Linked DNA regions of Homo sapiens: region 1 is linked to region 2. Evidence: read pairs that join two places in POLR2A ChIA-PET (ENCODE). Cell type or tissue: B cell. All regions are shown on one strand. Links, peaks and the distances in the headings refer to the core of each region. The heading gives the core; the rest is flanking DNA. Region 1 has its middle 9.0 kb from the start of CCR6. Region 2 overlaps RNASET2 (ribonuclease T2).

The links. Peaks named below come from ENCODE experiments on the same cell type or tissue, not always from the same donor. Only the 100,000 strongest peaks of a DNase experiment are listed, where the experiment ranks them.
Region 1: POLR2A ChIA-PET joins it to region 2 with 9 read pairs; 3 of 35 experiments call an interaction of 5 or more read pairs at or near these places.

What each region holds. Positions count from the first base shown.
Region 1 is chr6:167,107,859-167,120,233 of GRCh38, forward strand. It overlaps a transcript of CCR6 not described here. Among named protein-coding and RNA genes, the nearest start is that of CCR6, 9.0 kb to the right of the region's middle. RefSeq lists enhancers at 5,529-5,668, 6,529-6,678, 11,147-11,647. In B cell, for the core only: no CTCF peak of the experiment used is centred there; DNase peaks (open chromatin) are centred at 5,293, 6,323 and 6,823; H3K4me3 peaks cover 4,875 bases; H3K27ac peaks cover 7,634 bases.
Region 2 is chr6:166,916,568-166,928,942 of GRCh38, forward strand. RNASET2 (ribonuclease T2) reads right to left here. Exons shown (of 9, transcript NM_003730.6): 9 at 5,546-12,375. Among named protein-coding and RNA genes, the nearest start is that of RPS6KA2-AS1, 19 kb to the left of the region's middle. In B cell, for the core only: no CTCF peak of the experiment used is centred there; no DNase peak of the experiment used is centred there; H3K27ac peaks cover 1,605 bases.

The DNA of each region.
Region 1 (12,375 bases), core at 2,895-10,894, 190 kb after region 2:
TTTAACTAATCTGTCATTGGGCCACCGCTAGAATGTTCTGGGGACCGAGTAATCTTTGGGGGGTTAGAAGGCAATGCAATACATGTATCGCCCCGCCCTCAGTCCCCAGCCCCTTCTCTGTCTTACTCAGTTGGCTAAACCACAGCCCTTGTTGAATTCACCTCTCCTCCTACTCAGCTACTGCACCTACATAACTGAATGTGTCTGAAAAGAGACGAGAACATCGTGGCGACTGCTTCATTTTAAGTTTATGGCTGCTGACTGGGCAGTTAGAATTCTCTAGCCCCTTGCTTCTCCCTCTTCCTGGATGGCTGATTTATTCCTTTTCCTTTTTTCTTAAAACTAGGATGCCTCTTTTTCCATCTTCCCCCTCAGCAGATGCCTTGGTTTCCTATTTCCCTAAGAAGATAGGAGCAATCAGAAGAGAGCCCCCATGGCCGCTCACCAACGCACCCACCTGTCTCCTGGCCTCTGTGACCCCGGGATCCGCCTCCTCACCTGCCACCAGGGAGACTAGCCCCATCCCTGACACAGCCCCTTCTCCAGGGGGTGCACTGAATGCCTGCCCCTTTGTCTACTCTACAGACACTTCTCCCTTCTTTTTCCTTCACAGTCAGCATTTTCCTCTTTATGGGGTCATCCTTACCAATATGACCTGATCTTAAACAAAATATGTTTTGCTCCAGTGTCATCTCCAGCTGAGACCCATGTCTGTTTCTCTCCACACAGCCTCCCTGGAATAAATGTTTGCATTCTCTCCTGTGTTTATCCCTCTCCCAGCCAGGTATCCTCCCACACCACTCCATGCCATTAAGCGTGACCACACGTGGCATGAGAAGCTCATCTGGTTGCCAGGTGTGTGCCAGGTGGGGCGGGGCCCAGATGTGCCCACTTTGGGGGTCTCCAAGTCCTCGAGGGCTGCAGGGTGGGGGCTCCGCAGCTTGGTCTTACTCTGAGACCACAATGATCTCCAAGTTGCTACATACGGTGGTCAATTTTCAGTTTTGTGCTGCTTGTGATCAGCAGCATTGACATAGCCGACGTTCTCTCCATCTGGAGGTGCCTGCTCCTCTTGGCCGTCTGCTCTCACTGCCTCGGTGCCCTAGCTGGTGGCTCCTCAGTGCACACCTCCTGCCTGAGCTCCACCCTCAACTCCATTTCTCACTGAGAACACCAGATATCTGCACTGGAATCTTCTTTTTTATTCTTTATTTTGTTTATTAATTTATTTTTTGACACAGAGTCTCACTCTGTCACCCAGGCTGGAGTGCAGTGGCGCAATCTTGGCTCATTGCAGTCTCCACCTCCCAGGTTCAAGTGATTCTCCTGCCTCAGCCTCCTGAGTAGCTGGGACTATAGGCTCATGCCGCCACCCCCGGGCTAATTTTTTTATTTTTAGTAGAGCTGGGGTTTCACCATGTTGGCCAGGATGGTCTCGATCTCCTGACCGCGTGATCTGCCTGCCTCGGCCTCCCAAAGTGCTGGGATTACAGGCGTGAGCCACCGTTCCTGGCCTAGTCTTTATTTTTAATTGACAAGTAATAATTGTACATATTTATGGTGTACATAGTGATATTTCAATAGCTGTAATGTACAGTGATTAGAGGAGGGTAATTGGCATATCCATCACCTCAAACATTTATCATTTCTTTGTTTTGGGAAAGTTCAATATCCTCCTTCTAGCCATTTGCAGTGATATGATATAAACTCTGGTCATCCTGCAGTGGCCTGGAACATGAGGACTTATTCTTCCTGTCTAGTTGTGATCTTGTGTCCTTTCACAAAACCATCCCTATCCTCTTCCCCCTCCCCTTCCCAGCCTCTAGCATCCTCTGTTCTACTTTTTGCTTCTATGAGATCCACTGTTTTTTAGCTTCCACACATGAATGAGAACATGAGGTATTTAACTTTCTCTCCCTGGCTTAACTTAGCATAACGTCCTCCAGTTCCACCCATCCTGCGGAGCATGCCAGGAGTTCCTTCTGCTTTCTGGCTGGGTAGCATTCCACGGGTATAGACAGCACATTTTCCTTACCCATTCCTCTGCCAATGCACACGTCGGTTGGTTCCATGTCTTGGCTCTTGTGAATATGCACTGGGATGTTCTAGTGGCTGCTTTAATGTCTCAATTTGCTAACCGGCTTCCTGTGAACACTGCCTCCCACCCCAGACCCACCTCCTCCTCATATTCCCAGCGCATTGAATGAGCAGCTTTCACTGCACAGGGCAGACACCTGGACCCATCCTCTGTGCTTGTTCTTTTGTCAAATCTCACATCCAGTCTGCCAGTAAATCCTGTTGAGTTTGTTTCCAAAATATTCCCCTCATATCCTACCCGGGTGGTCTTCTTAATTCTGCCTGAAATCCCTTGAATCCGTTTTCAACACTGCTGCCAAAGTGATCTTAGAATGGAAGTCAGATAATGTCACTCCGAAGTCTTAGTAACATCCCGTCTCCCCTGGAGGAGGCAAAGTCACTGTGGTGGACTGTGAGGCCCTGCGACCGGCCCCTCACCTCTGACTACAGCTCTCATCCCTCCCTGGCTCACCTCACCCTCACTGAGCTCCTTCATTGCTTTGAATATGTCAGGCAAATTCTGCATCAAGGACTTCACCCAAAGTGCTTTTCCTCCAGGTACACATGTGGCTCACTCCTTCCCCTCTTCTGGGGCTCTATTTAAATGCCACATTCTCAGTGAAACCTCCCCTGTTCACCCTCATTGAAATTGCAGCTGCCTCAGTTGCACCTCCCTGCTTGATTTTTCTCCACGGTATTGGCCAACTTCCATACTACGTATCTTTTCATTCATTTTTTTTTTGGTTGTTACCTGTGTTCCATGACTAAAATGGAAACCCCAGGAGGCCAAGACTTTTACTTGTTTTAGTCACTGCCGTATCCCTTGTGCCTGGAGCAGTGCCCAGCACGCGGTGGGCATGAGGAAGTGTTTACCGGAGGAATCGCTGGACTGCCGTGTGGTACAAAGAGGACGTGGAAGACCTAGGGCTTATTTTCTGAATTCACTACTCCTGGCTCATACATTCTTGGGAAGTTACTCAACGCGTTTTGTGCTGGTTTCTTTCCATCTGCAAAATGAAGGTCACAATGTCCATTCTCCCAAAATTGTTTGTCAGGATTAAATGAAGTAATAAACATGAAAAGTACTTTCTAAATTGTATTACACATGCATTAATTAACATTTAACAATGCTATTTATAATCATTTGAAAAAGGAAGGAGAGGGGTGGATGACCTAGAGTTGTAGACTCTCACTTCTGTCCCTGCAGAAGCCGTTGGCGTTTCCTATCAAGCAACAATTTTGGACTTTCCTTAGGGGATTTGTAGCTTGCTTATTATAGACCTAAGTGGAGAAGGTAACCTAGATTTCCCCTTAAATTACGAGGTTGTTCTTAAGCTGAGCGCTGACAGTTGCCTTGGGAGTATGGAAACTTAGGGGTTTCTGCGTCCTCAAATTGGTCAAGTTGTGACACGTGGCCACAGATTGTAGAAAATGGCTAACAAAACAACATGAGTATTTTGAGGGTGGAATTTCTCCTTTATGCTTAGGGTATGCCTTCTTTTGTGGCTGCCACTGACCTGCAGTGGGATATTGGTGAGATACTGATTCTCTATTCACTGTGTCTTTACTCATAAAGCATATATCATATGGTATTTTCAGGTTTTTTTATTCTCTTAAGAAAACTGTAGAGCCTTTCAGAGAACTTTACAATCATTTGAATTAATTTGTAATTTCCAAGAAGAATCAAGAAATATTCCACAGATCAATAATTCTGAAACAAAGAAAAATTTACGTCTGAAATTGAAATTACCAAGTGACCTAGTTACATCAACCCATCTTCCTTCCTCCACCTTATTTGTCTCCTTTCTGTGATCTGAAGTGTGTGCTGAGGAATAAAACTTGTGGTAAGGAGGGCAGCCCAGCACACCACCCAGTGTATGGGTGAAGGAGGCAGCAGTGTGGCCGGAGAGGAGAGCTGGGCTGGGAGCACAGGAAGGTCCCCAGGACTCTGTGGTCATCAGTAAGAGAGGGCCCACGTGTATATGCTGGTGAACAGAAATGTCAACCTTTTCAAAGTCTGACATTTAAGAGAAAAAACTGTGGCTGTTGGTTTGTGGAACAGACAGCTCCTTCTTTATTGGTAAGTTTTTTTTTTGTCTTGGAACTTAGAAAATATTGTATTTCTTTTGTCTCAATAATTGTTTTATGCTTTGGAGGTAATAGAGTATTACAAAAGTTTATGTTATCAAGTCATGCATTGCGAATACTTATTTATTTAGGCTACTTTAGTCATCCCAAAAAGAAAGAAGAGATGCTGACCTTTGTTGAGTCTATTATGTGACATGCTCTATTCTAGAGACTTTGGTATGTGTTATTTTATGTAATTCTGAAGACAATCCTGGCAGGTAGGTGTGGGGCTATTTTAAAGAGTTAGGGCGGTAAAGTCACACAGCCAGAAGATGGCCATGGAGGGTTGGGAGGCAGATTTTTCTGATCCTAGTCTGTGTTCTTTCTATCTCACAAAGACATTCCATACCATCTGCAAGTCGCTTTTGACTAGCACTCGAGAAAGAAGTATGGGGACATTGGAAACGCTCTAATAGACCACAACCACCTTTGAAAGAGCAGTCATCTCTATGAGCCATAACTATAAGGAAGAAATGCAGATCCCACAGACCAAAATGGAACATGTCTCCCAAACTTCTCACCCTGGGGGCTGTGGCTGCTGCAGAATGGGGGGTGCTGGTGGATCTAACATGAATGAGGCTCGGTGGAGGGGCTGGCTTTGTGCAGGGAGGTTGGGATGAACAAGGGCAGCAGGCGGCATCACAGGTGAGAAGGACATCCCAGGAGGGAGGAAAGAGCCACAGCGTGCTGACGAAGGTGGGATGGGGTGAGGTGGGGGAGACACAGAGAAGCCCAGAGCCAGCCTCGTGGAATACACAGATGTGTCTGGAACGTGTGTCTCTGGATACACTGATGGGTCTGCTTCAAGAGAATTCTTGATGCTGCAATGCATCAGAAGGAGTTCTAGTGATAGCATTGTCTCCCAAGTGAAAGTGATAAACCAGTGACAATCAGTTTCACTGTGTTGTGGGTGAATGCATTTATGTCATTTAACAATACTGCGATTCCATTTGTATAACAATCTCGGATGCACTTGTTGTAATTTTGCATTATGTCTTCTCTAATTAAACATCTGAACCCTCTGAGGCCTGACTTACCTGGAGCTCTCTTATCTAATAATATCAACCTCTAAGGCAGCCTGAGAAAGAGGAAATGAACCCAAAGAGACTCTGCACCAAAATAGATACCACGAAGCCTGTACCCAAACTTGGTGTGTTTTTCTCCCAGGGGAGACCCTCAGGTGCACATTCAGATACACTGGCTCTTATTTTAGGCACAGTTCTGATAAGGGGGGGCTGTTTGGTTTCCCAGCCCAGAGCTTATTGGAAGCAGCACATTCAGTGGGAATGTCACCTGCTGGAGTCAGGCACGCTGGAAGTGATGAGGAATGGCAGACAGCCAGGTGCAGTCAAGAGGTGGGCTGGAAGAACCCCAAAACACAGAGAGGGCAACTCAGTAGACCTCACATGGGCCCATTTAATGCGGAAGCAGATACTGTAGTTCCAAGTATTGGAAGGATCTCAGTGTGGAATTTGGTGTGCTGCTGCAGATGAGAAAGCACACGTCCCCAGCGGCTCCACGAATGGGGCCCAGGCAGGGTTGGACGACGCCCAGCTCCCCTGGAGACAGCCAGAAATCTCATCACATGTCTTAGCAATATTTTCACCCATCAGATCCCAAGTTTTAAATGTTTAAAATGATTAGTTGAAAATTAATTTGGAATAGGCTTCCCCAAGACCAAAATGTTGGTTGGACATTGCTGTGTTGCTGAGTAAAATACAGTAAATATGCAGCGCATCCTTCAGCGTTCAGATGACTGCGTTAGAGAGGATGGGGCATCTAGGCAAGACATGCATTCCTCTTTACTTTTTAAAGCACTCCTATTTTGGGGGGTAGAATGAGAAGATGGATAGATGAAGAAAGGGAAAATGGAACAAAGAAAGGAAAAAGGGCAGGGCAAGGAAGAGGTTCCAGGATAAAATAGACATGAGATCTTATGAGCAGAGATCGTTAGGGCAGGGTGGGTGGACCAGGTCACACAACCGTGACAGACACGGCTCTGGGCTCTGACAACCGCATCGCAGCAGACAGGATCAAGATGCAAAGCAGGGCCCTTCGGCAGCCGGCGCATGACCTAGAGCTGGGTGTAGGAGGACTCTCCGGCAGCTTCTGCCTCTCCCTCCTCACCTTCCCTTGATCGGGCTTATGTCATGAGGACGTCATCCTCCCTGTGCTGTCCCCACCTCCTGCCACACAAGCTGCCTGAAATCCTAGGGGCTGGTGGAGATGGTGGTTTGATGGGTTATAAATCACGTGACTTAGCTGAGACGGTCTAGCTCCCTCCTGCTCCCAGGTGGTCTTCTGAGCAGTGGTAGACCTCGAGAGGAGTTCAGAATCACAGGACCGCAGGACCCAGCCCTGGTCTATCCACCCAGAACCTACATTTGAACCCCAAGGAGAGGCAATTCATAATCACAGTGCACTTGGAAACCCTTCTTCCAGGCATAGGAAACCCCAGTCCAGAGGCATCACTTCATATTTCGGAGGGGTTACTGCCATTGAGTGGCCTAAATTTCAAACCCTGGCACGGAGATGAGCAGGGCCCCCTTCTCTATGCAGAGCCCCCTGGCCGAGGCCTGCTGTGACGGCTGCTGTAACCAGCCTGTGGCTCTGACGTCACCGTGCACACGTCACCCTTTTTCATTTCTGTAGCAGTTTATAAGTCAGTGAGGCTGTTCCCGGCAGACAGAAATGGAAATTAGCACTCTGAATCTGGGTCACCGAGCAGTGCTGTAAATCCCAGGGGAGGCCCCGTCCTTAGCTCTGCATCCAGTGAGGACCTGAGGTGAGGATGTCTTCACAGATCCAAGGGAGGAGGTTTTAGACACATAAATCTGTGTGATTATCCAATGGCAAGATCATTTGATAGGAGATCCCCAACCTAAAAAGAATGTGGCTTTCAGATCTCTTTCTGGTAGACAAACAGATGTTTTAGTAAATCAAAAAATCAGCCTTGTGAGTGTAATTAAATGACTACGTAATAAAATCAGTCATTTTCCTTTGGTCTTTTTGTCAGAATGAGTCTTCAGGTTCTGTAAAGAATCTGTCTCCTCCGACATACATCGCCAAGACAGCGGCGGGCTAATGGGGGCTGTGCTGCCCACTCCTCAGACACTGGATGGGGGTCTCACTGGTCCACCCCGCAGTTGGCTGCTGGGTCAGAGAGTGTGCCAGCCAGACCCCAGCGCCCAGCGCCCTCTAGATGTTGCAGAAGGGCGAGAGAGGCTTTCTGTGGTCCTCATTCTGTGAGCAGACCTGTCCTTTCTGGCAGTCAATTATGCCTTTGCGGAATATGATTGGGAGATTTTTAAGTAAGTCAGAGGAAAACTGATTCTGCTGGAAGTCGGTTTTAGAGCTGCTGAGAGCTATTTCATTCATCATAAAAATCTTGTTGGTTCAACAATACCTCTTTTTCCACATTCCTGGTGTTTAAGCAGGGTGCCTTGTCCAAAAACCTAGTGTCTTTTCCCCATTTTCTGTATCTGACTTGAAGCAAAATAGTATTGTCCACTGTTCTGGAAACTAACACAGAAAGAAATTGTGACTATGGCAGCACTCACACAACAGTTTATCTGGAAACGTCTAGAAGGTGTTATTTTTCCAGCAGTGAAAATTAGTGATATCCATAATAGTCACTATAATTAGTCCTTTTGCTTTTCTTAGAAATTCTGTTTCATTATGCAACCAACTTATTTTGTTATTAAATGAAAGTACAAAGAGAATTTTTTAATAATTACATTTCTTATATTTCTACCTCCTTATACAAACACCATTATGATTTTCATGTCTCTTCTCATACTTGTGTCAGTTTCTCACTTTTATTGCTAAAATTTTGCAAAACTGAGGCTGTATCTATAATGTCATGGTCAGGGTTGGAAGTTTAAATTTGAGACCTCAAAGAAGATTTTTCAAAGGGGATGCTATGAAAAGCTCCCCATTTTCCTCCTAGTTCAAAGATCCGCAGGCGTTATAAAGCGAATGACTACTGGTTAGGTGGAATTCATTTCTGAAGCCGTGGCTGCCGCCAGGAGGGAGCACACCAGCAGGCGTGGATGGGCGTTATTGTTGTGTCTTCTTTCTTGAAAAGCTCCAGGGTCCAACTGCAAGAAGAGATCACGAGAGAGAATGCGGAACTCCTGGCTCTGTCTCTGGAGAACATTCCAGAGGTTGTGCTGGAGCCAGAAGGAGCGCTTTCTTATGCTGCTGTCTCCTTCCCGAACTCTCCAGAGCCTCTGGAGTCTTTCACCGGGGCCTCCCCGCCCTCGCTCCCTCTTGGGAATTCTCTCTCTCCAGCACCCCCGACGCTTTCTGTTTTAGATCAAATTGACCTTTCTGGCTTGACACCCTTTCCAGCACAGGAGGCAGCTGGGCCTTTCTCTGAGGCCCTCCTCTCAGCCCACAGCGCGGCAGATCCCTGCGGGGAAATGTGTCCTCCCTTCTCCCAGCCCAAGCCACCTCCTCCCACCTGCATGGCTTTTGGCCAAAGTTTTCCTTTTGCTTCAACTGAGAGTAGAGCTGCTCTTTCTCCCTGCAGGCACCCTTCACATACTGACGGCAGCCGCCCCCTCGGCCTTCCGCTGCACCCCGCCCCTCATTTCCAGTGGCCCTCTTGCTTTCTCAGGTGTCAGGGCTTCCCGCCTATGCCACCCCCTAGCAGAGAGGCACCCAGGGGTACCCTAACCATTGCAGAGGAGAAGGGCGACCGCCTCCCAGTCCCGGACGCCTGCACATCCGTTAGGCCCAGAGTGGCTGCTCTTCCTGCTGTGGCAGCACTGTCCTGATTTTAGCACAGACGTTTCTACTTTCCGGGAAGTCTCTGGAAAACTGGGAGGGTTGGCCCCCTAATCCTGGGAGTCCAACAGGAAGAGCCAGGAAGATAATGCTGCAGGAGATGACCCGTCCCGTGGGTGAGGGTTCCCTCCCCTCCCGCGGTGGGTGGAGGGTGAGTCCTGTCGTCCTCCTGTGGCGGGAGAGCTGTCCATCATCCATCACTGATTCCTCTCCACTTCTGCGCTGTTCCTGAGGGCTGAGCACAAAGCCTCCTTAGAAAACCAGAGTTCAGGGTGCTTAGATGGAAAGTGTCCAAGAATACTGCTGCGTCTGCGACCACCTCAGCCTCTTTATCCCTCCCCACCACCGTCCCCGCATCCCTCCCTACCACCGTCCCCGTCCCCGCATCCCTCCCTACCACAGCCTCTGCATCCTGCCTACCACAGCTGCATCTTATGTCAGAAGAGTGTTCGAGGGATCTGGGCTGAGGGAATGGAAGGTGTTACCTGCTTGTTTTCAGTTAAGGAAATAACCTGTCTCCTGGGTTTGCTGCTTACCGGAACTCTATTTTCTTTTTTTTTTTCTTTTTTTTTTTTTTTTTTTGAGACGGAGTTTCGCTCTGTCGCCCAGGCTGGAGCGCAGTGGCACGATCTCGACTCACTGCAAGCTCCGCCTCCCGGGTTCACGCCATTCTCCTGCCTCAGCCTCCCGAGTAGCTGGGACTACAGGCGCGCGCCACCACGCCCGGCTAATTTTTGTATTTTTAGTAGAGATGGGGTTTCACCGTGTCAGCCAGGATGGTCTCGATCTCCTGACCTCGTGATCCGCCCGTCTCAGCCTCCCAAAGTGCTGGGATTACAGGCGTGAGCCACCGCGCCCGGCCTCTATTTTCTTTTTTGAGTCTCCCTGTCAGTCCTTAATGTTTTCCACCCCTGTGGTCTCTATTCCCTCAATGTATTCTTCCTTCTTAAACCCTTTAGTTAAGCTCTCACTTGGACATTCTTAAAGAAATTTTGTCTCAAAGAGCACTGAGAACAGTAGTGATGAAACGCGCAGGTCGCTTTTCAGTGCTCAAATTCTTCACTCTGCAGGTTTCCTATAAGCACTTTTCTGTTTTTTTTTTTTTTTTTTCTTTAAAGACACTGTACTAATATTTTAGGACCTATCCTCTGGCCACTTCTGAAGTGTCACTTTTCCAGCTTCAGTCTGTCCTTCTGCTTTGTAAACATGAGCCCAACATCCCAGCAGTTCCATCGGCGTCTCTGGGTTTAATTACAACCTCTCCATGCAAGACCGTTCCTGCATCTCTTGCTAAGCCCCCTCTTTATGACTCAATAGTGGTAACTTCCACCCCCATCTCTACCACCACGACAACAATCATAATTACAAAGCTGCCACTGTGCACCTAATGCTGTGTGAGGCATGAACTTTGTCTTCGATCTTCACATGAATCATTTACAAATCTAAAATCCTCGTGTATTGATTAGGAGACAGACATCTAGAGGTTAACTTGAAAAGTGACTTTCGATTCTTGACATGAGTCTAAAGTCATGTCAAGAATCTCCAAGAATTTTCAGTTACACGAGACATCAATCTCTTCACATTCCAGGTACTTCAATGACATCCATTTTCTTCCCTCTTAGACCGGTTTCTATAACTGTTCTTCTACGTAGAAATAAATTAGTAAATAAAAAGTAAGCTTTCAGTTTGATTTCCCTATTTCTGTCCCGATGTAAAATTTGGCATCATCTTGATTCCCCTTTTGCTTGTTCCTTACTGATATTTTCCAAAACATCTCCCCACATCATTTTCTCTTCACATGTATCCCAGAAAGGTATGAACTTTTGGATCAGATGACATGGTTTTGAGATTGGCTCTTCAACTTATTGGTGTATGAACTTGAGGAAGTTGCGTTTTTCCTCTGAGTTTCAGTTTTCTCATCTGTCACTTGAGGAGGACTATGACAACCCCAGGGCCCCTGGGCCTTTAGTGAGGATTAATGAAAATGAATGGGTGAAATGGCGAGGGTCAGCCCCACATGCTGGACGCCCTTGGTCCCGGCTCCCTTCTCTACTCTGTGATGTCAGGCAGGGCTGCCGCCAGGAGGAGGGTGCACCTGCCCTGTGACCTGCTCTTCTCCCTACCGTAAACTCGCTCCCTGTCCCTCCACGGCCCACAGACGTCTGTGTCTTTGTATTGCTGCCAGCCTTCCGGTCCTGCAGCCACCCTCCCCAGCTCCCCACTGAGGGCTGGTGCCCCCACCTGTCCTTACTGCTCTCCACCTCGGTGCCTTTCTGCCTCCCCACCCAGGCTCATGCTGTTTGTCCCCAAATTGCCTTCCTCCCCCTGCCTACCTGGTCAGATCTGAGTCGCCTTCCTGGCTGAGTCCCAGCCTTTCACGAAGAGCCTGAAGTCCAGGATGCTGGAGGTGGAGGAGCTCCTCTGTGCTCCCTCCTGTGAACTGGACGCTCGCAGTGGCATTTCTTCACTGATCCGTCACACGTAGGCTCTCTGCATATCACATGTGGCTTGTATTGTCATGTATTTAGGCCTCAACTTTCCAACTATATGAGTTCCCAAAAGGTGGGAAGTAAATGGCATACTTTTAACTATTTCTGTAGCTTGTGTGCTGTACATAGTAACTATCTGAAAAAATGATTCGTATCTGAAAAATAATTTATAACAGGTGTTCTCCTGGCTATTTGGGAGAGTAATTTTCAGGCCAGCTACTTTATGGGGTAGAATAACACAGAGTGACTCCCCATGCCCAAATGTATTAGCATATACAGTGAGCATTGAAGGATACACCATTTGACATCTTCGTAAACTCCAAAATTCAAGGTGTCAGCACAGCTTGTACTTCCTCCTATAAAATGTGTTTTTGTCCCTACTAGAGAATTTGCTGATGTAATTTGTTAAGTAGCCTTTTTTAACTTTTTTATGAAGAAAAAGATATAGATCCAAACCACATAACACAGATCCAAGCACTGCTGGGCTCGGTAGTCTATGTTTTTGCAATGGGTGTGAGCCTGTGGCTGCCTGCCAGCTGTCATTGTTGTAGGTTTCTTCTTCCTGTCCCTCCACTCTCAGCACCTGTGCTAACTCTAGGCTTTCCTGGGGAGGGTTTTGTAAAAACCAACAAATGACGCTTTTATTTTAATTTGTTTTGTTTTTTAAAAACATGTTCATTACTTCAGAAGTTTTGTGCGCACAATGAGAGTAGAAAACTGCCCCAGTTATCTACCACCTTGAGTCATGGTGGCTTTAACAGTGATTTATTTACAATCTCTTGTGGCTCTGGGGGTCAACTGGGCTCGGCTGAGTGCTTCTCAGTTGGGGCCTCCACTGCAGGTACCATCAGAGAGTGGGTGGGAGCCATGTCATCCGAAGGCTCGATTGGGC
Region 2 (12,375 bases), core at 3,156-11,155:
GGCAAACAAAGTGTAGTCATGTGAACAGGTCCCAATTTTGTCAGAAATGCAATTTGGATCCAACTGTCTTTTATAAACTAATGAGATTGTATGCTTTACAGTATTATGACTAAAATTCTAAAATGAAAGCTATAAGAACTTTGTTTCTGTGTGTGAATATGTGTGTTTGTTCATATGTACATGTATTATATTGTATGTTGTGTCTCCATGGCAAAATCTGGTATGGTCAGCTAGAAATCTCTTAAGAAATTTTATTCAGATTGGCTTAGATAAAAAAGCACTCATATAAAATATACAGCAATTCACTCAAATGCCTTTTAGTTCATATGACTTAAGTAAATCTTTAATAAACTGGCTCTAAAATTGTTGGAAAAATAAAAATATCTTTAGAATTGTCAAAATACATTTTTGCCTGAGTTTATTGGTCAGACAGTTTTATGTCTCTATGAGATATTTTAAGGTAGCAAGGTTTAACGTAAAGGTTATAAAACTACAAACCCAGCCGACAACAAGATGATCTTTGTCCAACTCTCTGATAAGACTAATTTAATATTGTTGGCTTAATATAAACAGCTGTGTCTTCTGAGTTATTTGCAAAATATTCACATACTTAATTTTGAGATTCTTATTTAGGTGAACATGTGATATTCTTCAGGCTATAAAAATAGTTAACAACAATAACAAAAATGGAATAACTAGCCTTGTCTAATATCTTGGTTTTCACAAGTAATCTAGGTATATTGTTCAAAATAGATAAATTAGTTAAGCATAAATGGGGTAAACATTTATAAATTAACTTTTAATGTAATTTGAAATATTAAAGCTATATTAAATTAATATTCATTAAATATCTGGGTTATTTCCAAATGAGATTAAAACTGAGAAATTTCTGAACATAAATGTTTGTTCTTTGCTTCTTAAATTTTATGACTAAATATATTTGGTTCTATTAATGTACATAAAATTTATGTTGTGGAAAAGCATTTTTTAAAATTATAAAATGGTTCTCATCTATAAAATACCAGCATGTGACAGTTTAAAATTACTTGCTAAAAATTAAGGTTATTAAGAGTTAAAATTCTAATTAATATTTATAAATCTGTATATAAAGTGCACCTAAGATGTTTTAATAATAAAAATCATTTTAAAAAGGCATTAAGCATGTGTTATTTAAAGAATAATTTTGTCTAATTTGAAGGTTAAAGGTTGATTAAAATACGGAGTTAGAAAGAAAACAGAAACAAGATACAAAGAAATCAGTAAGCAGGAAAGATGTAAAGAAAGTTATGAGTATGAAGATGTACTTTTGGTTAGAAAGGTTGAAAAGACAAGATAATAATTTTGTATGAGAATCTTGTGTGATAATTTTTTGTACTAAAATAAAATGACTGGTTGGTTTTTTTTAAAAAAGAAAGTATAGGACAAAGCAGAGAGTCTAAACATGCTGTAAAATTTCCAAGCAGGTAAATAAAAGTTAATGAAGGATGAATTTATGAAGAAATTTCACATTATCAAGTTGGCTATAATTAGAAGGAAATCACTTATAATTCTTTCTGAAGATTGAGCTTTGATATCAAAATAAAAATGCACTAATAGAAAACTAAAAATTTTATCCCATATGTTAGAACAGGGTTTTCCTGAAATATTGATTTGCTCAGCCCGGTGCAGTGGCTCACGCCTGTAATCCCAGCACTTTGGGAGGCCGAGGTAGGTGAATCATGACCTCAGGAGTTCAAGACCAGCCTGGCCAAGATGGTGAAAGCCTGTCTCTACTAAAAATACAAAAAAGTTAGCTGGGCATGGTGGCAGGAACTTGTAATCCCAGCTACTCAAGAGGATGAGGCAGAGAATTGCTTGAACCCGGGAGGTGGAGGTTGCAGTGAGCCGAGATCGCACCACTGCACTCCAGCCTGGGTGACAGAGTGAGACTCTGTCTCAAAAAAAAAAAAAAAAAAAAAAAGAAAGAAATACTGATTTGCTCTTAGTAAAACTGTAAAGAGGTTTTGATTTTTAACTTTGAAATCGGTTTCTTCAATAGTTATCTTCTAAATTGCAGGGAGTTTCTCTTTTCTCCACATTTCTTCCTAAGATTCTTTTAATTTCCCTAGTTACAGGTTAGAAATGCCATCTTTTTCATTCAGAATGGAAATTTCCTTTCTTATGGCAAAATTTTCGTCTTAAAGCTTCTCCGATTCCTATCTGAGAAGCTCAACTTTTGCTCTATCTCAACAGCACATCATTTGCAGGTCTCACACCATGGCCTTCAGCTCTTTCTCTTTGAGAAGACGTGTGATGATAGCCCTCTGCTTCAACCTTTGTCACTCCTGTAACTTTCTTCTCCAGTTCTATATCTGCTATTATAACGTGACACTGAAATATTTCTCCTGAAAGCCTCGGAAAGTAATGTTGCCTTCTAATATAACTTGATTCTGTACTGTTGGCTTTTCTTGTGTCTGAATTGTTCCATGTAACCAGGAATCTACACATACTTTAATTTTTTCTAAGAGCCATGTATTCCCCTGCCCAAGGTGCTAGTTTTCCTGTTTCTTCCCTATAACATGGGGTACGCTTACAGCTTGGACACACATTCTTTCTGTGTTCAGTTAAATTCAAGTATCATTTTCAAAAGTTTCAGCTTCCAGGTTATCTAAACAAGCTTCCCGCAAGGAGAAGCACTCACACCGTAAGAGGTTTTTCTTTGGCTTTTTGGTAACTGGCCTAAAAAAATAAAGAATTTATGTTTTATCAAGATAATTTTCTGTGTTGTCTTTATTAGGTTTTTGATTACTTCGGGAAACTGAGCTTTGAAAGAGTTAAGGTTTTCACATCCATGTAACTTTCTGTATTGCTCTCAAAGTCTTTTCATTATCACTCTTGTTAAATGACTGTTATTGCACAGTGACCTATGATTGTTTTGAGCAAGCATTTTAAACCTTTTGACATATAATGACAGGCTTCCTTGGGATCAAAATTCTGAAGTTAGTCTTTTGACCTAGAATTAACTTTGAGATTTCCAGTTAGGTCCCTGGGGAGCCTGAAAGAATGTATCTCTCATCTTACAGAGATATTACATGATTAGACTTATTTAGTAAATCGTATGGGAAACATCATCAAATGATAAGTGGTATTGGATCTTCTTTCAGTTACATTTATGGGAATGGTACTGATATGAATGTTTCAAAAACTATATAAATTCCTAGAGATCTAGTATGTTATCAGTCATAATTTTGGTTGCTAAACCTTCTTTTAAGTTATATTTATATGAATATTGTTGATGTATTCTAAAAGTTATATAGAATTTATAAAAGTCCGATGGTCTTGATGTGATGCTGCCATTCATGATTCTGGGTGTTCTCTTAAGATGCCGCAATAGAAAGAAATAAATTTTCTTGTCAATTGTGAACTGTCGTATGATTTTCACCCATAGCTAGTGTAAGCTTTTATCATCCACATTTACTGTTTGAATTTTTCTCTAAAAGCATTTGCAATTAGCTATAGTCTAAAATTGCTTTCTATGGAAAGGACCCTAACAAGCACTCTTGAACACAGATTTCTGAAAACCTTAAGATCAATGGACTAAATAACAATTTTCAGAACTCTAACCAAAAACTGAAGCATTCATGGAATGCTAATCAAGATCAAGCAAAACAAAAAATTAATTACATAAAATTAAGTAACTGATGATAACAATGTTTTTGTAACTTTTGTTTAAAACATTTTGAGTTCTTTACTTAAATGTTTTGTTCACCAGATTTAAGACAACATTCTATCTTAAGCTATCTATGGTCTACAGCAATTTGGTAAAGTATACTTTTGTGAATAAAGGTGAAAACATTTGCTCTTTCTCCCTATTTGATTCCTCCAAAATTTGGTAACTATTCATATTCTTACTTTTTAAGACAGTGTGCCTAAGTTCAATAAAAATCTGTTATCTTTATAGCAGGATAAAATTGTAAACCTTGATTATATTACCAAGGATTTGACCAAATTTCATATTCAAGAATGTGTATACAATGTCTGTCTTCAAGAGTTCCCAGTTTTAAGTGATTGAGGAAAAAGTGTCACTTCCTGGCAGGCCCAGGAGCCTTAAGGCTGTAAGGAAAACCCAAAGTCTGCATTGGATTGGCTTCCTGGCCTCAAGAGGTTTTTAAACCTGCGATTCCTATGTGATCGATGCAGAGAAAAAAAGTTGTGTTTCTAAAAGACTGTCATAAACCTGCTGTTAGACTGTAGCCCCGTTCGTTATTTGAAAGTTCTTTTTATCTGCCTATAGGCTAAACTAGATCTGAATTCCTTTAGATTCCTCCAATCTCACTGTCCTCCACAGAATTACTATAAATGGAAACTGCTTTGTTCTGAAAGTCTGATATATGAGCCATAGAAAGTGCACCAAACTGCTCGATGCTATAACCCAGTGACACGCAAACAGTAAACTTGGATAAGCTGATGTTTTTCATGCTGTAGACATGACATCAGAATGAGACTCCACATCATATGAGACTTATCTCTCTTAATATCCACCTTTTTCACTTGGCAGGATAATGGTATAATTGAAATTTCACAATTAGTAACTTCTATTATAATTTGACAGAACCTGACCCAAGAAATCCTTAGTATCTACTGGTTACATTTTAAAATGTCTGTACTATTGTTAATATCACATGCTGTACCTGGATAAATTTCTCTGGGAAAGTTATACAAAATAAGAAGATAGGTCACATGGCTACAACAGGTCTCACCTAATTCCCCATGGTTATTTGATTTATTCTATTGGTTGCCTTTCAAACTTAGGTCTATTATGCAAAACCATTACGCAAACTGAGACGGTCATATTAGTATTAATCTTGCTTTGTATTTTACCTTTTTAAACTTAGTATCTGTTGTTTGTTAAATTTTTTCAGAAGTATAACTCCTAACAAAATAATGTTGGTCCAGCACTTTGAGATAATAGAGATAATAGCAAAAGACTGCAGGAGAGACAAGATTGAACTCAGTAGTGGACTTCCAGGAGGCTTAGCCTGAGAGTCACCCACTTCAAACCTCCCTTGTTGCTCAAAAAGGAAATGTGAAAGTTGTCAGAATCAAAATGGAGTAACTGGCATTAAACAAACCAACAAAAGGAACTTTCACAAAGCACCAGGGAAGGCCATAAAGAGTGGGTTCTCACGCCTCGATGCCTGATAACAAAAAGGACTACAAAAAACACAACCTTGCACAAAGGCCACCACCATGTTACAGGAAAACATACTTCTGCAAGGGCATTTGACCAGCCACTGCCCATCCCGCCCTGGACTGGCATCATCCTTGTTATTCATCTTTGCAGCCAAAGATAATTATCTTAAAACAGTGAAGTAATCCTCCTCTTGTATTTTCCCATTAAAAACCTTTGTCCTCCTTTACCCCCCTGAATACGCAGTTTACTATGGCACACATACTCCCATTGCGATGCCCTATGCCCAAATAAATATCATTTTCTTTTAGAGAGCCTGTTTGTCATTTAGGTGGACACACTGAAATTTTCAATGACTTGAGTCAATTAATTCTCTCTGTTTTTAAAGACAGCTTCCACTTTTTATTGATAACTATAGGATCCTAACTGCTAAGCATATATGTTGATCATGTTTACATGTTTATGTTGGGGACATTATTATAAATGTGAAAGAAGTATCTATAAATGTGATTATGGATTACTCACTGACACACTCAAAAAGCGCGGTGATCTGAGTTATAGTAAAGCCTGTTTCGTTGGTGTTTGCCTGATAATATCTTACACCTCATCTCTCATCATCAGCAAGTTGCATCCCACTGACCATCCCCCGGCTCCCCATCAAAAAAACCACTTGATTTCCAGGAATTGCCATAGGCTAGAGTCTCAGGTGTATAAAATTTCACTCATTGACTTAAGTGGAATGATTAACCTGGAGGAGACTCCAATCAACCTGAATAGAGTCCACTCAAATGTCTCTTCCCATGGCTGAGTCTATTCTGCTCTAAAACATTCAGAGAAAAACCAATCGGGTGACATTTCAGTTTTGATTAGTGAGGTACCAAGCCCCTGAATATTGGGAGCATCTTGGTGACTGGCTGAATCTTGTACATGACTTTTGATGTATGTTGTTATCTTTGGGCCACTGCTGACTATCTTTTCTCAATTCAGGTTAAATATTTTCAAAACACCTACTATGCTCAAGTAGCTGTGTTCAGTACTGGGGCAGCACGAGCAGCCCACATCTCAGGGTGCAGTCCAAGACATATGGTCATCAAGACAGAAGAGCAGATGGTGACAGGTACCAACCACCAAAGCTGTACACGCCAGGTTCAATGTCTTTGCTGGTAAAAATGGGCCACTGTCACTCTGCAGACTTTTCTCAGTGTTAAAAGCGGGTAGGAAAAGGTGATTGTGTAATTCTTGCTCCCTCAAATAAAGGGAATGTAAATGCATAAGAATGCACAGGTCTGAAATGTGAAAAGCACGTCAGCATAAAGTCCATACAGCATTTAATGGATCTTAACTTTATCCATCTCAAACTTTCTTTTGGAGATGGAGTCTCACTCTGTTGCCCAGGCTGGAGGGTGGAGCGCAGTGGCGCAATCTCCACTCACTGCAACCTCCAGCCTCCCAGAGGGCTGGGATTACAGGCGTGAGCCACCAGGCCCGGCCTTTTTTTTTTTTTTTTTTTTTGAGACAGAGTCTTACTCTGTTGCCCAAGCTTGAGTACAGTCTCGGCTCACTGCAGCCTCCACCTCCTGGGTTCAAGCCATCCTCTCACCTCAGCCTCCTGAGTAGCTGGGATTGCAGACACCCGCCACCACACCCAGCTAATGTATTTTTAGTAGAGATAGGGTTTCGTCCTGTTGGCCAGGGTGGTCTTGAACGCTTGACCTCAAGTGATCCGCCCACCTCGGCCTCCCAAGGTGCTAGGATTACAGGTATAAGCCACTGCGCCTGGCCCATCTCAAACTTTCTAATAACTATCATCTGAGCCTAAAATGCTAATTCTGTCTTTTTTGTCTAAAATAAATGGAAGGCCCATTACAGTCACTCAGAAAAAAAAAATAGAATTCTTATCAGAAAAAAAATGACATAAAACTGCATTTCTCATCATCTGTCAGAGATTTTGCTTCAGATAAGAAAACCCTCACTACTGCCCCTTCTATGGGAAACGTAGCTCATCCCATAAGCAATGCAATGGACTTCTTTTCTATAGACGCCCAAATACTGACTTCATATCTGTGATTGTATCCTGGTAATTTCATTTCAGGAGCTAGAGCTTGTGAGGAAAAGTAGTATTTTAACTTCTGAGTCTTTTCCAGCCTTCTGCAGTGATAGATCTAGCCAATATAGTTGAATTCTGAAAATATTTTACATTACAATTCTCAGCTGCCTTAGGACCTGCATTAAATTATTTTTATTCCTGATCCAAAGTTCGCAGAAACAAAAAGTGAAAACAGGCGATCTGCATGTTTCCTCATCTGGGCGTGGTGAGAAGCCAACAGCAGGCACCTTCCACTGGGACCAGTGCTGCATTCTCTTTTTTTCTTTTTTTGAAACGGAGTCTTGCTCTGTCATCCAGACTGGAGTGCAATGGTGTGATTTCGGCTCACTGCAACCTCTGCCTCCTGGCTTCAAGTGATTCATTCTCCTGCCTCAGCCTCCCGAGTAGCTGGGACTACAGGTGCCCGCCACCATGCCCGGCCAATTTTTGTATTTTTAGTAGAGATGGAGTTTCACCATACTGTCCAGGCTGGTCTCGAACTCCTGACCTTGGGATCCGCCTGCCTTGGCCTCCCAAAGTGCTGGTATTACAGGCATGAGCCACCACGCCCGGCCTCTCTTTTCTATTTTATTCATTTATTCACTCCATCACTAGAGAACACTGGCTTAGAGCTGATGTGCCTCAGACACAGGTGCACTCATGGAGCACAGAAGCGAGTTGGACAAAGTCCGGGCCTTTGTAGTGTGACGTGGCCATTAGGGCCCACAGATCCTTCCCTGCAGTTGCTGTCTCCCTTTCTTCAGGTTCCGAGGAAGCCTTCCCTGGCCGCCTTCATAACTCTGACCTCCTCCCTCCCTCCAACCTACCAGCATCAAATGCACCAGCTATGCTCCTCTTTTCCCTTGCCGTCTGTTGCCCTGCACTTTGGGAGGCTGAGGCAGGTGGATCACCCGAGGTCGGGAGTTTGAGACCAGCGTGACCAACATGGAGAAAACCCATCTCTACTAAAAATACAAAATTAGCCGGGCATGGTGGCATATGCCACCACTCTTGGAGTGGGCCCAAGAGGAAAAGATCCCTGCTTATGGCCATGTCCCAGTGCCTAGAAGAGAGGCGGCTCATAGGAAGGGTTGAAAAAAGTGTGGAATGAATCAATAAACAGCTCTTGATTTAGTGGCAGGAGAAGTACAGGCCTCACCTCCACCGCGCAGGCCTCATCTACGCCATCCAGCCCTCACCCACAGTGTCCAGACCTCACTTCTCCCACCCAGGCCTCTACCCAGTCATCTAGGCATTCTCCCTGCCGTCTAGCCCAAAACCGGAACAGCACAGCCCTCACCTCTGCTGCCCAGGCCTCATCTACGCCATCCAGCCCTCACTCCTGCCGCCCAGCCCTCACTCCTGCCGCCCAGCCCTCACCTCTGCTGTCCAGGCATCACCCTTGCTGTCCAGCCGACACCTACGATGCGCAGTCCATGTCTCCGCTGCCCAGGCCTCATCTATGCCACTTAGCCCTCACCCATGCCATCTAGCCCTCACTCAAGCCACCCAGCTCTCACTTCCTCCATCCAGGCATCATTCCTGCCACCCAGGCCTCATCTACACTGCCTAGCCCTCACCTCCCCTGTCCAGCCCGTCCTCACCTACACTGCACAGCCCTCACCTCTGCCACCCAGGCCTCATCTATACTGCCCAGCCCTCACCTCCCCTGTCCAGCCCTCACCTCCCCGGTCCAGCCCTTGCCTCCCCCGTCCAGCCCTCACCTCCATCATGCAGCCACTGTCTCTGCTGTCCAGTCCTCACCTATGCCACATTGTCCGCATCTACACTGTACGGCCCTCCCCTGTGCCATCCAGCTGGCATCTTCTATGTAACACAACAAGAGCTGGAAGAGAAGAGGCCCTGGTCCCTGGGCGTGGAGGCGCAGAGCCACCCAGGACTGCAAAAGAACTCTTAACGGCCAACCATGGAACTGGGTGTTGATATCCCATGGAACTTGCTAAACTAGGTGAGCAGAAGAGCACTCCAGGCCACCCAAACTGCGCGGAGAATCCAGGCACAAGGAAGTGCTAAGCAGAGCCCTCATGGGCTGTGGGGAGTGGGTGGAGGCACTGCCAACAGGGCAGGAGGGATTGAGGGAATGTCCCTGAGCCGCCATACTGGGGAGGTGTGATCTGGGAGCAGAGAGCCATGGTTGGTTACGGAGAGTGGCACAAACACGGTGCCAGCGTCCAGCACTGACAGTCAGGTGGCGTGGCAGTCAATGCATGGCCCAGATGGGAGACTGAGGCTTGAACTAAGTCAGTAATGAGAAGGATAAGCTGAATATAATTCAGAATACTTTCACAATTTAGGCAAAATTTTTTTAAAAAGTTTCCAGTTCACTTTGAGGTTTCTACCTGGAATAAGCGGATGGTGATGTCATTCACCGAGATGGAGGCAAAAGTTTCGGTGGAAAGATAAGATACCTGGGCCAGGCGCGGTGGCTCACACCTATAATCCTAGCACTCTGGGAGGCTGAGGCAGGCAGATCACCTGAGGTCAGGAGTTCCAGACCAGCCTGGCCAACACAGTGAAACCCCAACTCTACTAAAAATACAAAAAATAGCCGGGCATGGTGGCGTGCCTAGTCCCAGCTACTCGGGAGGCTGAGGCAGAAGAATTGCTTGAACCCAGGAGACAGAGGTTGCAGTGAGCCGAGATCGCACCACTGCACTCCAGCCTGGGCGACAGAGTGAGACTCAGTCTCAAAAAAAAAAAAAAAGAAAAGAAAAGAAAAGATATCTAGTTCTGAATATGATACAATTGCTACTGTTAGTTATTCAAGCGCATAATGATCTCCCACTACTAGCTTGGAGAGAGGGATTGCTTTCCAGGTGACAAAGCATTGTCCCCTCCCAGGCCAAGAGAAATGCTCTTGGGTACAGCAATAGCCCTGCTGAGAAGGGGCTGGTCTGAAGGAGTTTCATGGGAACCTGGTTTTCTTGTCTCGCTTTTACCTATGGTGTCTTTTTCCACCATAAGTTCCACTCATCCCTGTGGCCTAGTCCACGGGTCCTCTTTTCCATGGTGCCGCAGAGATGCTCCAGGCAGACGCCTGCTCTGGCTGAGACCCGGGCCAGCTGCCCCTCCTGGCTGCTCTCCATCCTGAGATGCGCCTGCTCCTTTGTCCCCCTGGGAGACACTTGTACCCCCAGCTCTGATCCCAGAGCCTGGCCTGCTCCTCCTTCCACACATACGAGCCTGAGACCCCGCTCACATGGGAGGCATTTCTCAGTCACCTCCGCCCAGTTACAGCGAGAACCGTGTGGTCAGAGTTGCATCTTCCTGAGTTGAATCTGGAAAATGCACGACCTACTTGTTTAATGATGTAAAAACATGTGCTTGGATCTGATCTCCATCACTGAACCTTAAACGCAGAGTCTTCCCCTTCTGTCTCCTGCGGCTCATAAGTGCCTTATACTTACATGATCTGAGGCAGGTTATCAAACGCTCATGTTCTACCTGCTCCTGAGCTCTAGGCCAAAATAGGAATATTAAGAGAGCCAAGCATTTGCTTGTGCTCATGTTTTGAACCATCCAGCCCCTCACCAGTGCCTTCTTCCATTTAGCTGACGTGACAATGGCAGGAAACCAGCACTCCGCAGCCCATGCCTCCCACCAGGATGCTACCTTGTTGGCGTCCCCATCCGCTCTCAAATGCTCACACTCATATAATAAATACACGCTACTTAAAAAAAAGAATGGCTTCTTTAAAAACCGCAAAGGCCAGCCGACTGCAGACAGCCTCTGAAGAGCTGCTTTCCTTGACCCCCCAAGGCTATAAAATAAATGCAATTTGAATAGGAAGTCTGTTCAAATTCACCAGCTCCTCTGGGAATAATGAAGATAAAACCCAAGCCTTGATCCCTGTGTTCGCAAAATGACTCAAAAAAAAAAAAAAAAAAAAAAAGAATTGACATCATTTAAAGGACTCTGAGGCTTAAGAGTCCAACTCTAAAGTACACCCACTCCCTGAGGACGCAGAGCAAATGCAGGAAATCACGCCCTTCCAGGTGCAAAACAAATCAGATCTTGTCCCTCTCACAGGCATCAAAACACAAATCATCAGTTCCCGACAGAAACAAATCCTGCCCTGCCAAGCCAACAGAAAAACACTGGAGACAGAAATGAGCTCAGAGAAGGGCCGAGGGACAATGACAAGGTGGGGACCCTGGACCCTTGGGCTCCGCTAGCCTTCCCCACAGCTTGCAGAAGAGGGCTCAGCTCCTCCATTACAGAAGAGACAAAATACAGGGACTGCTTCCATCAAATCCCCCATCATCTCACTCTGTCTGTCTGCAGAAGCTGTCAGGCCTGGCTGGGTGCTGCCTGTCTCAGGCTCTTACTGCAGAGCTTGTTTCCAGAGGGCCAGAGGCCGTCCTGTGTCTCCTTTAATGCCTGCGGGGGACGCAGAGGCCACTGAGTCTAGGATCAGGACTGCGACACCTACTTTCTCACCGTCCCATCTGCCTGGTAAACCTTTGTCTCTCTCTGAACATTCTGCATTTCAGACTGTCTTGTAGACACCATGAAGTGAGGTTTTGGTTTGAGCCAATTTGAAAATCTCTTCTTTAAATGGGCGAGTAAAGCCGAATATTCACAGGCATTGATACAGCTGTTTTTTTTTTTTTTGTAAATTATGCTGACAATATGGTTATTCTAAGGATTAAATATTTCACGTGTTGAACACAATGCCTGGCACATAGTAAGTTCTATTTTAAATGTATATTGAATAAAACATAAATAGGACGTTAATGTGATTAAGACAAACAGAGAAAAGGATTTAAAGAGAGAAGAGGCCAGGAGACGCGGGAGAAGACAATGCTAACAGGTTGTCTTAACAACACATGGAAAGCTCCTCACTGCACAGCCCCCAGATGCCTCACTCCACGAGTGAAATCCCTGCACGGCAGGCCGAGAGCGTGGGTGCAGCAGTCTGCCTGACGTGAGAGCCATGTCATCACATATCTAGAAGGTAAGGGTACCTCCGGTTCTGGAACACACAATGTAGGCACATTTCGCTGGGGGCTCCATGTACATTTCTAAATAGATACCAGTGCAGGGACCTGGCTACCCTCTGATAAGAAGGAAGTGAGGCCTGACAGAAACTGACCTT